Regions from separate parts of the Homo sapiens genome. Here regions 2, 3 and 4 are each linked to region 1. The links are chromatin contacts, found by Hi-C or POLR2A ChIA-PET in ENCODE. All regions are on one chromosome and are shown on one strand. Each heading gives the region's core, a stretch centred on a gene start or an enhancer-like site at or near the end of the contact. The rest is flanking DNA. Distances are from core to core; before and after follow the strand shown. Region 1 overlaps TBL1XR1 (TBL1X/Y related 1). Region 2 overlaps LINC00578 (long intergenic non-protein coding RNA 578). Region 3 overlaps LINC00578 (long intergenic non-protein coding RNA 578). Region 4 overlaps LINC00578 (long intergenic non-protein coding RNA 578).

Region 1 (3,397 bases), core at 672-3,171:
AGTAAATATGCTGCTGGCAATTTTGGAAGAAAATGCTAAAAATACCTAGCTATGATTTCTGAAAAAACATTTCACAGAAACTGAGAACTTTAGTGGGGATAATCATTTTAAAGATAGATCTCATTCCCGGGGAAAAGAATTGGAAGATCCTTTAGAAAGTCCACAAAGGGTTGTTAAACAGAAGAGAAAAGAACATTCATTTGCTGAGCAAAGAACAACTATCTTGATATTCTTTGCAATGCTGAAATAATCTAAGAGTTTTGGGGGAGGGGCAGGGGGTAGCGGAGCGAGGTAAGAGATGTATTTAAAACTATAATGGTGAGAATTTATCAACAACGAAGTCAAAGTTTTTTGTAAGTCACAGTAGTCAAGTTGTCCTGAAAGATGTTGAATCATACACAGAATCAGAGAATTACAAGATTCCTACAGTGGGAATAAAATTCAGACGTTGTCTAGACTAATGATCCCTAAAAGGAAATTGGTAATAAAGTTCTACCAGTTCACAGAATACAGAGAAAAACAAGAACATGTTTTTTGCTACACAGAATTCTTTTATCCCCTAAGGACTCGGTTGTTATAGATTTAGTATGTTGTTTGTTATTATGGTAAGAATTTTCACCTATTATCTCAAATATTTAGGTACCATTTTCACACTTCTACTTGACATTTAAAGAAAATGAAGTACAGAGTAAAAAGTAACAATTTAACCAAGGATATGCTGTGGGATACACTGAAGAGCTGGATGTTGAACCTTGGTCTGACTAAGGCAAGTCTGTGTCCCACAGTGGGGGAGAGGGCTGGCAGGGGACGACTCCCGGTTTGTTGTTACTAGTTAATAAAACCCCAAATTCTGAACAAATAGACAAACCCTGCCGTGAGTATGAGGCTCTGAGGGTTAGGTATACTAGTAATTATATCCATCATGGATATAGTGATACTCACATTCCAATCTAGAGATGTGACATCCTTGTTGCTTGGAACATCTTGCCCTCCTTCTCGTATACAATGTCTAAGTACTAACTGTGTAGAGCCACTGGTGCTGTTCTCACTAAGATTCCATATTCTTGCTGTTGAGTCTCCAGACCTATAAAAGTATGCAATATATTTTAGATCCTCATGACATTCTCACGTATCAGAACAAGGCAACATATTTACATCTGAATATTAATAAGGCAAATAAAAACGACTATCACGAATTTTCATTTCCAGTATTTTTCCCATTCTACACGTTGGGACCCCCAAGCATTCTCGAAATAGTAAGTTTAATTAAAAATTCTACAATTACTTCATGAAGGAATAAAAAATTTACAGAGACAAAATGGCCACAACTAAGCAACAACAGAAAACCTGAATAATGCATATGTTTATAAAATGTTCAATAAGATATTTTTAAGTCATTTTAGTATCACTTTGAGAAACATACCCTGATGCTAGGAGATCACTAACAGGGTTCCAGGCACAGATAAAAACTTCAGATTCATGGCCCCGCAACACAACAGCTTTATTAGGAGGGATTTCAACATCCCCATCCACTTCCATCATATCAGTATGATTATCTGCATCGTGAAACACAAGTAAGCATTTCCAGTTAGGCAGTATTACAACATGGTGGATGGGTGATTTCTTAACTAGCAAATACCTTCCTTTATCGCACACAGTGTAACATTTTTCAATTATATCCAGTTAAGCTGAACATGACTACACAGTCTTAGTCACACAGAAAATAAATTCTTATCTTTAATTAAGTATTGACCACATACTTTTTTTTTAGAGGGGTGGGGGTGGGAGTGGGATGGGAGACTTTAAATGATTAGACCTAAACATGGATAAAACGATAAAATGGTTTGAATTAAATATAATGTCTATCAGTACTATTCTGAGTTTCTGCCAGTAGGGGTTGCTGATATCATTCATATAACATGAGTTGCCTTTTATCTCGATGTCAGAGCTCTATGGTTATTTGTTGATAACTAGTATTACAAATTTTATTTAGAAATCAAATGTAGATGTAAAAATTCATTTAACAATGGGAAAAGGGTTTCTAGATATTTTAAAAAGAAAATAAAAGTAAATCTAGCTTTTTGGAGCTTTAGGAATAAAAATCTGAATTGAACTGTGTGATACAAGTTAGGGAAACAAGTTGGTGCAAGTTAACAGATGAAATTATTTCAGCATAGAAGATGGGGCATTTCTTCTGAGAAAAAATTTTTAAAAATTCTTGTCTCCTGGGACCTTCCTGGGGGGTGGAGGGTGGGAGGAAGAGGAGGATCAGAAAAAATAACTATTGGGCACTAGGCTTAGTACCTGGGTGATGAAATAGTCTGTACAACAAACCCCTGTGATATGAGTTCATCTATATAACAAACCTGCACATGTACCCCGAATTAAAAGTTTAAAAAAATAAATAAATAAACCATGTAATTAAAAAAAAATTCTTGTCTGAGCTCACTTGCTATAGTATGTGCTCCATTCTCCTCCCCATTTGCTGTGTTTTCTCCATTTTTTGCAGATCCTTGTTGGCTGGCTGCAGCTGCGGCAGCTGCAGCAGCTGCTGCCTGTTGCTGTGCAAGCTTATCTCTATAAGCTTGTTGTCTTGTTTGTACTACATCAGGCATTACGGCATCTATCAGGGACAGAGACTCTATTGGTCGACCATCAAACAAGGTACCATCCTGGATTTGGAAAATTGTGAGAGAAGAAAAATCAAAGGCAATATTTAAAGTTATTTGTATTTATACAAAATCAGAAATGAAATGAAAATCTTCGTTCCTAAAAAAACATTTTTAGGAACTTTCTGAATTCATATAAGAAGTCCGGAGGGAATAAAGAAACTACAAGCAGCAACTGGAAATGACTGCTTACATTTTCCTTTTCATTTAATTCATACTATTATTACAGTATAGAGCTGTACAGATAGAGCTGAAATGAAAGAGATAATAAGATGTAGGCCGAGCTGATAAAAAGGCTTATTAATTAGATTCTGAAATTCTGTTAGTCAAAGCAACAAACAATATGGAATATAGTTCATATAATGATCAGAGGCCTGGTGCCCCATTATAGTAAATACATCTTTTAAAAAACTAAAAACTTTGAGCTGAAGAGTTTCTTGTGATTTGATTCAAATATTAAAGCAGAAACAGACTTCATGGGGCTATAGTGCTCTTGAATATTAGGGAGTTATTAAAATTTCCAAAGCTCTACTTATTGATATTAGGAAGTTCCTAATAAAGAGTTCTCCAAGTAAGCACAAGAAGAGACACAAACACAGAACAAGTCAGAAATACAAACAGTACAAATTAGCTGGGAACATGCATATGTGAAGTCTGGTTCACTTAAACTGGTAAACATGTACCAGTGACAATCTACAGTGTTATTGCAGGGTACTGTGAGCTGCAAA
Region 2 (3,397 bases), core at 418-2,917, 670 kb after region 1:
CCCTTTCCCTGCAGCACAGCCTGGAATCTTTCTCCAGGGAGTACGCTGGGGGCATTTGCAGGACTCATCTCCTTTGTTCCACATGTCTCAGGAATCACGATCCTTCTTTGCACAATGTCAAATATCTTGAGAGCTGGTTTTTCCAGCTTTTTATTTGTTTCAGGTGGGAAGATAAAATGGATCTATGTTATTTTATCTTTGCTGGAATGCATAGTGTTAATATAGTATATTGTGTTATAGACATAAAGCTACTTCATGCATGCTATTTTTCCCTAGAATGCATAAAGAGGACTCCCTTCTGTAAGCAAAACTAGTTAGCATCAGCATACAACAGATGAATTTAGACATCTGCAAAAATAACTCTATCTTAGAGGACTGTTAGTAAATAAGTTATTGAAGAAGGCTTAGGGAATATGCGGGTCCAATTAAGATTACCATAGTATATCTTCAGAAATTATAGGTAACTAAAGAAACTGCAGTATGATCAATGGAGATGTAACTTGTCTATCTGAAGTAATTTTGAATCGTATTTCTTTATCTATGATGCCTGCCTTCTACCCTAGATTTTTAAGCTCCTTCATGACAAAGGCATAACTCTATTGTCTTTGTTTTAAAACCAACTTCTAGCATGGGGCATAGGAATGTTTTAAATGCTCTCCTAGATGATTCTGATATGCCTACATGTTGACTATAATACTAGTTGAAGAGATATTTATTATTAGAGACACTGCAAACTGTAGCAATATATTTTTTTCATTCAGCAATTATTTACTGAAGGCTTTCTATGTACCAAGCACTAAACAGGTAACCAAAAAGTATGGAATAAATATAATATACAGCCACTTTTCTCAGAATGCTTACTATCTAGTCGAGGAAACAAACATACCTAAAACAATTGGGACCAAACACAAGCTGTGTATACTTAGCTCCTGAATGGAGTGGAGTAATTATATATTATATAAACATTCAGTGAAGTGGAATCAGTTCAGGCTTGCTTGAGTAGACAAGGCAGATTTTCTCAGAATAATTTTTTCTTTTTTCAAATATAATATTCTGGATGTTTAAGAACATTCTTACTTGCTAGATCCAGGTCTCTTTGTCCTCATTTTTGAGATGAATTAGTGGAGAATATGAAAACTAGTTTATTCAGAACACTTGGTGTTAAATATTTCTAACGGTGTTTCAATAATAAATTTACCATCCTCGTCAATGTCTGGAAGTTCTCTTCTTGGCAATTAATTTTTTTCAGCCAAAAGAGCATATCTGATAGCATTATTATTATTTTACTAAATATGAAAATATGAGGGATATCTTACATTTAAAACTAATTGCTTAAAGTGTTTTTTTGAGACATGTAACTTTTTAATACGCTTTTAAGGGGTTTTTGCTATCTATCTATCTATCTATCTATCTATCTATCTATCTATCTATGTATCTATCTATCTATGTATCTACCTACCTATCCATCTATCTATCTGTCAGAAAACCAAGAAATAATTTTGTTTGGGGTAGTAACAGTTAAAGACCAAATAGCGTTCCAGATCAGAAATGTAAGCCAATCTCTCTTCCTGCCCGTATTATCCACTTCCTTCCTGAAATATCATTTGTAAGGCCTGTACACTTGCTCAACGGCCCTTGCCTTCTCTGGCAACTGTAGCTGGAGGACTTTTAAAATAGAAGCAGGGCGCAGCACGTCTTGTCCAAGGAACAGCAGTGTCTGCACTTAGTGCTTGATGCCCCAAGCAGCTGTCTAAGTTGCTTGCCCCCAAACTGCCTTTGGATAGAAGTAAACAAAAGTGGATATCCAATGGAGCATATTTAAAACTGACCTCTGAGGCTATTTTAAGCAGATTGTAATTTTGCAAAAGGCATGGCCCTATTCCAAATGTTTATTTAGTGTTGAACAGTCTCCAATTGGCTGGTTGCTCCACTTTTTTGATGGTGTTAAAGACATTAAGAAAGATGCCAATAATAGATGCTGGATTTGCACTCGACCAGGGGCCCAGCAATTCATTTTGTTGAGTGCCAGATGAAACATTCACTTCAGGGAGAGAGAGGCAAGTAAATCTGGTGATATGGAAACTGGTTTTTATGGCAACCACTATTACCTCCACCCCTCACACCCCAACAGGAAACTCGTTTTGTGAAGATCTTTCCTATGGCCTTCTAAGTTCCTGCCAACATAATTCTTTTTCATAGAATAAATACTATGTGCAAAGCAGTTGGCTAAATTTTAGCATATAGCCTCCTTGTGTCCTTATAACAACTGTAAGAAGCAGATAATATTCCTCTCAATTTAGAGATGAGGAAACTGCAGTGCAGAGGCCTCCAACTATGAGGTTGAAATGAAGATATGACCCAAGGTCTCTTGGGTTCCAGAAGTTGCTTTCATTTTATTTCATGAAATATCCATGTGAATAGAATTCCCCTTCCTCCATGTATGTATTTGTGATGCAGTAATTCTTTTTCTATCTACTTATCCCTGATATGAATTTTGGCACCAGGATGTGACAAAATGAGTACCTGGGGTTGAATCTTATATTTTTTAAAGCAAACGGTAGCAATTTATTGTGCAAAAGGAAGAGCCCTTCTGAAGAATGTACATGTGAATATATTTCCCTATGTGTATTTAGAACAAAAAAAACCTCAACAACAACAACACCACCACCACCCCAAAAAAACCAAACCCTGGCTTTGCATATCATTTCGCCTTAATCCACTTGCCTTTGTGCTCCAAATGTCAATTTGCTTCTAGAAAAAACTTCTCCAAATAGAACCTTGGATTGAAAGAGCCATGGGTTAAATTACTGGCACAGTTGACTACTAAAATTAGTCCCTGTGTGGAGAAGGAAGATTTCTCCAGCCTTGCTCCTTAACCCAGTTTTGTCTAACTTCCTCTTCTCCTCTTCCCTTTTTATCTAAGGTGGTTGGGTCTCTTTCCCTGAGGGAAGTGAATAGTCATTTCTGACACAGCTCCCTGGCCCTTCTGTCCCTAATATCTAGAGCTACCTCCAAAGGCAAATTATTGTAAATGAAAATACCAAGTGTTCCTGTACTTACAAGTCACATCCTTCTCTCTGTAGTCATCTTGGAATTACTTTTACAGCCACAAAGTTCTGCCTCAATGCAAATCTTTTCCTCTCAGCAGCACTTTTAGTAACTTGAAGAATCGCTGAAGGTAGAGAGACATTTTAGGAGATCTAGATTCTAATTAACTTTTCCTCTAATTAACTCTGTCTTCATTCCTTTGTGAATGCAACGGAGACTCTTGAAGATAAAGAGACATGAGGAGGATGGCAGCAGCCCAAGTCCAAGAAGCTCACAGACTCCTCTTTTACAGGATTGTAAAGGAAAAAATCATCATAGGAATATGGGCAGTGTGAGGGAGAAGGGGAGA
Region 3 (3,397 bases), core at 640-3,139, 640 kb after region 1:
GTATATCGAACCCTAAACTAGAATGTTATTTAATTGGATAAAAATGAACTACAGTGTCTAAAATGTTACTCTGCACTCAGTATGTGCTTTTGAAATGAACTAATAAAGGAACCAAAGTAATGTAGCTGTTGGAGTATTATACATTTGAAATAGATAATTATCACATGATAATGTTACTGTAGTCATATGTTGCTTAACAATGGGGATACATTTTGAGAAATGGGTCGTTAGGCAATTTTGTCATTGTGCCAACATCATAGAATGTACTTAAACCTAGGTAGCATAGCATACTAAACACTGAGGCTATACGATATAGCCTATTGCTCCTAGGTTACAAACCTGCACAACATGGTTATATATTGAATACCATAGGCAGCTATAACACAATGAAAAACATTTTTCCTATCTAAACATAGAGAAGGTACAGTAAAAATATGGCATAAAAGACAAAAAAATGGTATACTTGTACCTGCAGGGTAGTTACCATGAATGAAACTTGTAAGAGTGGGAGTTGTTCTGGGTGAGTGAGTGGTGAGTGAATGTGAAGGACTAGGACATTACTATACACTTCTGCAGACTTTATAAATACTGTATACTTAGGACACACTAAATGTATTAAAACATTTTCTTTCTTTAAATTAATCTGAGCTTACTGTAAATTTTTAAACTTTATAAACTCTTTAATTTTTAAAAAAGCCTTTTTACTCTTGTAGTAACACTTAGCTTAAAAGCCAAGTACATTGTACAACTATATAAGAATATTTTCTTTTTGTATCCTTATTCTATTTTTAAAATCTTTATTTTTACTTTTGCAACTTGTTGTTGTTAAAAACGAAGACACAAGCACACACATTAGCCTAGGTCTATACAGAGTCAGGATCATCAATATTACTGTCTTCCAACTCCACGCCGTGTATCTCAGGGAGGTCAGAGGCAATAACATGCACAGAGCTGTCATCTTGTGTGATAACAGTGCCTTCTTCTGAAATGCCTCTTGAAGGACCTGCCTGAGGCTATTTTACAGTTAACTTTTTCCTCTAATAAGTAGAGAAAGCATACTCTAAAAAAACAGTAAAATATGTAGGGTAGTAAATATATAAACCAGTAATATAGTGGTTTATTATCATTACCCAGTATAATGTGCTGTACGTAACTATGTGCTAGACATTTATACAATTGGCAGCACAGTAGGTTTGTTTACACCAGCCTCCCCACAAACATGTGACTAATGAATTGTACTAGGACATTGTGATGGCTGCGGTGTCACTAGACAATAGGGATTCTTCAGCTTCATTATAATCTTATGGGACCTCTGTTGTATATGAGGTCCGTTGTTGACTGAAGTGTTTTAATGCAGTGTGTGACTGTCTGTAGATGATCTTGAATAAAATCGTGCTGACATATGGAAACTCTTGGTGGTCTGGGGAGAGGGATAATGGGAAGCATGGAGTAAACAATGGGATTCTAATTTGGCCTGCTGATTTTCTTGGTTTTGCATCTGCAAATTATATTCTACCTAATTGACTTACCAACAAAGGGTTTGTTGAGGAGTAATTTGTTTAATGTTTTAAAAATGTTACATAGATGCTAAGTGTTATTACAGATATAGGTTTCTAAGGAAGAACCAAAAATAAGCCACACTAAAGCTATGTTTTTTATTCCTGAGCAAAAGCTTTAGTTAAATGTCTCCTGGAAAGTGGCACTTTGCCCCCAACTCAAATGTCACTCTTTTCTCCTGTTTTACTCAGGAAAACCTCAAATACATCGTGTGGGTGATACTGAAGGATGTCAGGATCAAAGTGCATTTAAAGTTGCTAAGAGGAAGCAGATGTTCTTAGCTGGGCAAAAGATTCTCAGAGTTTCCAGTGAAATATAAACTTCTTGAAGGCCCCATGGGATCATGCCTTAAAATGTCGTGCTTTTGTTTATGCCTCCCATATGCAAAACAGTGGTGAAATGTGTGGTTCTGTGAGAGACAGAGGAAAGTAAATGAGCTAGAAACAATAAGGAACTCTGTACTTCGAAAAAAATTGGAACGGATGTTATCCTTAAAAAAAAAAAACACTAGAGCAGATAAGAATAGTCATTTCCCTCAATTCTGTGTGTGTGTGTGTGTGTATGTGTGTGTGTGTGTGTGTGTGTGTGTGTGTATACATATATATATCTTTAAAGATCTATCTCTGAATTACCCTCTTTGGCTGGATTACCAATTAGTTTTCTTCAAGACTTTCTGCTCTCGTGTATTTCCAAATAGAAGTTTCTTCTTAATTCCCCCATGAATTGTAACTTTTTCACTACAGCTGCTAACCAAGAAATAGTTGCAAAGGAGAGAATAGTTGGTGGCTTTTAAGCTTGTGCTGAAATCCATATGAAACTAATGCTTTGAAGAATGATGCCAATGCAGATAATTATATTTTCAGCCAGAAAAAAAGGTAAAAAGACCTGCATTCCTCCCTGATCACAGTGGCATCGAGTAGTTGACCCTATAGAGAAATGCTAAAGAAATGTAATGTTTTGTATATCTTATTTTCTTAAACTTGAGGACAATGTAAGTCCAGGGAGATGAGATATCATACAAGATTCAAGACCAGCCTAAACATGAGAAGGGAAGCTAGGAAACAACTTGAACATTCTTGGTTCTTGAATTTTTGTAGAATGATGTATCTATTGAGGTCAAAAGTTAGAGTGAAAAACTTGTTTTTTATGTTTACTCTTTCTAGATAAATCATTGAAGAATTAATTGGTCAAACTTGAAGTATAATTATAATAATGATTATGGTGTTTAAATACACAAGGTATTTTATTTGCCATATACTTTGTGGAAATTTATAAATTTAGGAATAGATTCTGGTGTCATCATTGGGAACTAAGGCAAGTATGAATAGGTTTAGAGAAAGAGAGGACTGATCTTCTTTGAAAACCATAGGATATTTATTTATCTTTGAGCTTGTAGGAAGGCCGGCTGGCTTGCATTTTGTGGGGTGGAGGGAGGAAAGTTTATTTAGGATATGCCAAGCAACTACATACGTAAGTAATAACAGGTATCTTAGACTAGAAGCAGCTCATCCTAGGAACCAAGTTTTAACCACATTTCTGTATACAGGCCTGACAGAGAGATGGTAAAGATCTTTTGCATGGATGAATGCCTGCCTATTACATATGAGGTCACAGGGCAGAATTAATGGCTCATCTTTGAAATAGTGGCTGGTTACTGTCTTGTCTTTTCACTTCATCCCAAGAAATTGGATGAATTATTCCACCTTGTCAAGAAGAGTGTCGTAGAGTCATAGAATGTTAGAGTTGGGAGGTACTCTCACTACTTCATTTTTAAGAAAAATTTAGGTTAGTGTAATGCTGAAGTTTGGGCTTCTATTGATCCCATCTCTCCTATTGAACA
Region 4 (3,397 bases), core at 554-3,053, 560 kb after region 1:
GGACTAGGTCAAGCCTGATTCATTGAAGACCACTCTTCTCAACTTCTTTGTGCAGAAGGGCCAATTTCCTTTTCTCTCTTCCTTCCTTTTCCCTTTTTTTTTTTTTTTTTTGAAAATTTCCAATCTGCTCACAGACATACAAAGCACAAAGCACAAGTTGTAATTTTTTATTATGAGATTCAGCAGGTAGAATTTCTACTTTGTCAATTGCTGTAAGAGTTTCTAAATAAATACTCTCAATTTCTGAACTTATTTCATATGGAGTAATAATGAGAGCTGGCTCTTGGATCATATTTTGAGTATCTTTTGTCAGATACTCTCAGGTGAATTAGTCTCCCTGTTACCTGCATTCACACAGAACTGTCTATACTTTTACCATGGCAAATTGTATTAGAGCTGTTTAGGTTGCTCTGCCTGTTCCATTTTAAACTTTAGGAGGACAAGAGCTTTTTTGAGTCTGTCTCCCTCATCTTGGCCCCTCTGGGCCTATTTGCCAATGAAAGGGGTTTAGTCAATGTTGGATTTTCAGCACTGTTCCCAGGAGGTGTCAGGAGCAGGAGGATTCAGAATCATTTTGCCATAGTGGTAGCCTTCAAGGAGTTTATAGTAATGTTAAATAGAAGATTAATGTTAAAAGAGAAACTTTAGCAGATTAAACCTTTAAAGAGTTTATTTGGGCAGACAGCAATTCATGAATTGGACAGCTCTAGACTGGAAGTGGTTCAGGGCTTCAGCAGAGGTGGTTGATGGAAAAGCTTTTACAGGGTGAATGAGAAAGCAGAGCAAAGAAATTATTTGATTGGTTGAAGTTTGGAAAATTGCCCTATTTGGACTATCTTGGTGGGAAGTTCAAGACAATAATCAATGCCCAGTTGGCTATGTGATTGGTTGAGCTTAAGTTTCATTTCTTTTAAATTAGCCTCTTGCATGAAATGAGGCTGAGCTAGGTTTTAGTTTCCTTAGGTAGGAACCCAGGGTTCCTGTCTAATGGCTTCTCATTTTATTATTTCAATGTTAACTTGCATAAATATATAGCAGATAGTACACAACAAATAATTGCTGAAGTTTGTGATACATCTTATGAAAATGTAGGTAGAAAATAAGGTGCCCAGTGAATGCTGGGCCAGACTTAGATTTCAGTCTATAACTTGAGAGAGACCTTCCCATTGAAGATGGCAGCCCTAAGTGGTTGTTTATATGGACAATGTACTCTGTGCTTTAGTTTGCTCCTCTTTCAATTGAGGGGTTCAATTAAGGGATCCCCTTAATTTCCATGGCCATATGATTCAGAAGTGTCAACAATGGAATAATCTACTATGTATATAGTTTGTAGAAAATAGTTAGAATGCACATATTTTTTCATCTTTTTTTTCCCAACCTGCCTAGGTGAAAATCTAACTTGGACATACTTCTTTATAGCAACATCTCTATAGATACAAATGACAATTTAGATCCAATTTATCACTTACTCATGTTAACTAATGTTCACTCCAGTCAGCTATATTGAAAATATTAAAATAATTAAACAAATTTCTGGGAGTTTGTGATAATGGGATTTGACTGGTTCTTCCTTTGGTATTTTCTGTGATGTTTCTCCTTCATTTTATTGCCAAAGTCAGAGGGATTGTTATAGTATAGGCCTGAAGCCTGCTTTCAGGATCTGTGCAGAACCAACCAACCAAGAGAGCCTTTTATTTTGTCCCCCAGTTGACCTCCTTCCAGATATGCTGAGTCCATTTCCCTGAAATGACTGAGCGGGGAGAGGTAACTGCAGCTGTGTTTGGATACCTTCTTTCTCTCCCTTGGCTCCAGCCCAGGGAAACGCACACACTCTTTCACAATCACACAAACCACTTCATTATCATATTTTTGAGGATGTTGGCCAGGGGAAAGGGCAGACCAGTCAGTAGGCTGGAAAGTTAGAAATGTGTGTGTTTATTTTTCCCTCCCCTCTCCACTGTGCTATTGGAACTGGTATAGAAAGGGAATAGTCATTCACAGTTGCCCCTTTTCAGGAGGGTGAAGTTCAGAGGAAGAAATGTTTGCATAGACATTTGATAATCATAATAAAAAGACCATTAGAAGCTCATTGATTAAACAGTTACTGCAGATTTCAACTACAACTTAGAACTGTTTTTTTTGTTTTTGTTTTTGTTTTTTTTTTTTTTTTAGACAAGGTCTCTCTCTGTTTCCTAAACTGAGTGCAGTGGCATGATCATGGCTCATTGCAGCCTCAACCTCCTGGCCTCTTGGGCTCAAGCAATCCTCCTACCTCAGCTTCCCGAGTAGCTGGAAGCACAAGCATGTGCTACCATGCCTGGCTAATTTTTTAATTTTTTGTAGAGATGGGAGTCTCCCTATGTTGCCCAGGCTGGTCTTGAACTACTGGGCTCAAATGATCCTTCTGCCTCGGTCTCCCAAAATGTTGGGATTTATAGGCATGAGCCACTGCACCTCACTAGATACTTAGGTACTTTGGAAAGAGGAGCCCAGATGGGCAAATGTATTAAGGGTTTGTCATTTATGATTGGCACTAGAGCTGTATCACATAGTGTGGAAGAAAATTAAATTAATTCTCTCCCTGTAAATGTGCTTTGTAAAATTTTAATGTGCTATGTAAATAAGTTGGTAATGTTTTCAATGCATAAAGCTGTAGCTTAGATTCAATGAATGTTTATTTTTAACTTATGAAGTGAGATTGTAGCTCATTTTATGAAAGAGGCTAACAAACCTTTGGATGTATAAATTCTGATATATCTATTGAACAAGGTATATGTTTTATTCAATGATCCGATATTGGTGACCTACTATGTGAAAATTACTTGAATAATGATAGTGAATACTTTTATGATACTATGGTTTACATGCTGTTCTTACATGGCATTAATTTATTTTGCCTCTATGAATACTATCGGTTATCACCTCCTGCAGATGAGGAAACAAAGGTATGGTTGTCTTTGACTTGGTTTTAGCGATGGAATTATAGGTTTCAAAAAATAGCATGGGAGTGCAGAGGGAAATCTAGGAGGCAGGATCTGAGTTGTGAACATTAGGAAGTTGCTAGACAAATGCTACGGTTTGAACGTGTCCCCCAAAAGTTCATGTGTTGGAAATGTAATCTCAATGCAACAGTCTTGGAAGGTGGGGCCTCACAGGAGGTAATTAGGTCAGGAGGGCTCTATCCTCATGAATGGCTTAATATTGTTATTGCAGGAGTGGATTAGTTATTGCGAGAGTGGGTTTGTCGTAAAAGCAAGTTCTGCTGCATCACTGTCTTGCTCTTTCTCCCTCTCTGTCACATGCACTCTATGAGAAATACATTTCTTTTCTTTTCTTTTCTTTTTTTTTTTGAGATGGATCCTTCCTCTGTCGCCCAAGCTGGAGTGCAGTGGCCCGA

The links. Hi-C counts contacts between places; a loop is a spot of excess contacts on that map. ChIA-PET counts read pairs that join two places held with the same protein, here RNA polymerase II (POLR2A). Pooled maps may share reads with other maps.
Region 2: a loop to region 1 is called in a map of vagina, with 7 times the contacts of the local background. The contact joins two enhancer-like sites. A Hi-C loop is called at or near these places in 2 of 168 maps with a recorded cell type or tissue (cardiac septum and vagina) and 6 of 50 pooled maps.
Region 3: a loop to region 1 is called in a pooled map, with 2.4 times the contacts of the local background. The contact joins two enhancer-like sites. A Hi-C loop is called at or near these places in 1 of 168 maps with a recorded cell type or tissue (CD4-positive, alpha-beta T cell) and 4 of 50 pooled maps. POLR2A ChIA-PET finds 5 or more read pairs at or near these places in 2 of 52 experiments (activated B cell and activated CD4-positive, alpha-beta T cell).
Region 4: a map of Calu3 shows a loop between it and region 1 (3-fold over the local background). The contact joins two enhancer-like sites. A Hi-C loop is called at or near these places in 5 of 168 maps with a recorded cell type or tissue (Calu3, PC-9, cardiac septum and 2 more) and 5 of 50 pooled maps. POLR2A ChIA-PET finds 5 or more read pairs at or near these places in 1 of 52 experiments (OCI-LY7).

Annotation. Positions count from the first base shown.
Region 1 is chr3:177,049,055-177,052,451 of GRCh38, forward strand. TBL1XR1 (TBL1X/Y related 1) reads right to left here. Exons shown (of 16, transcript NM_024665.7): 5 at 2,450-2,672; 6 at 1,424-1,556; 7 at 943-1,084. Among named protein-coding and RNA genes, the nearest start is that of TBL1XR1-AS1, 13 kb to the left of the region's middle. Within about 2 kb of position 1,922, at least 4 of the 41 ENCODE cell types and tissues checked have a DNase peak (open chromatin) inside an H3K27ac peak, as active enhancers do.
Region 2 is chr3:177,722,469-177,725,865 of GRCh38, forward strand. The region is part of intron 3 of LINC00578 (long intergenic non-protein coding RNA 578); the gene reads left to right. Among named protein-coding and RNA genes, the nearest start is that of LINC02015, 93 kb to the right of the region's middle. Within about 2 kb of position 1,668, at least 21 of the 41 ENCODE cell types and tissues checked have a DNase peak (open chromatin) inside an H3K27ac peak, as active enhancers do.
Region 3 is chr3:177,692,547-177,695,943 of GRCh38, forward strand. The region is part of intron 3 of LINC00578 (long intergenic non-protein coding RNA 578); the gene reads left to right. Among named protein-coding and RNA genes, the nearest start is that of LINC02015, 120 kb to the right of the region's middle. Within about 2 kb of position 1,890, at least 2 of the 41 ENCODE cell types and tissues checked have a DNase peak (open chromatin) inside an H3K27ac peak, as active enhancers do.
Region 4 is chr3:177,613,393-177,616,789 of GRCh38, forward strand. The region is part of intron 2 of LINC00578 (long intergenic non-protein coding RNA 578); the gene reads left to right. Among named protein-coding and RNA genes, the nearest start is that of LINC00578, 170 kb to the left of the region's middle. Within about 2 kb of position 1,804, at least 9 of the 41 ENCODE cell types and tissues checked have a DNase peak (open chromatin) inside an H3K27ac peak, as active enhancers do.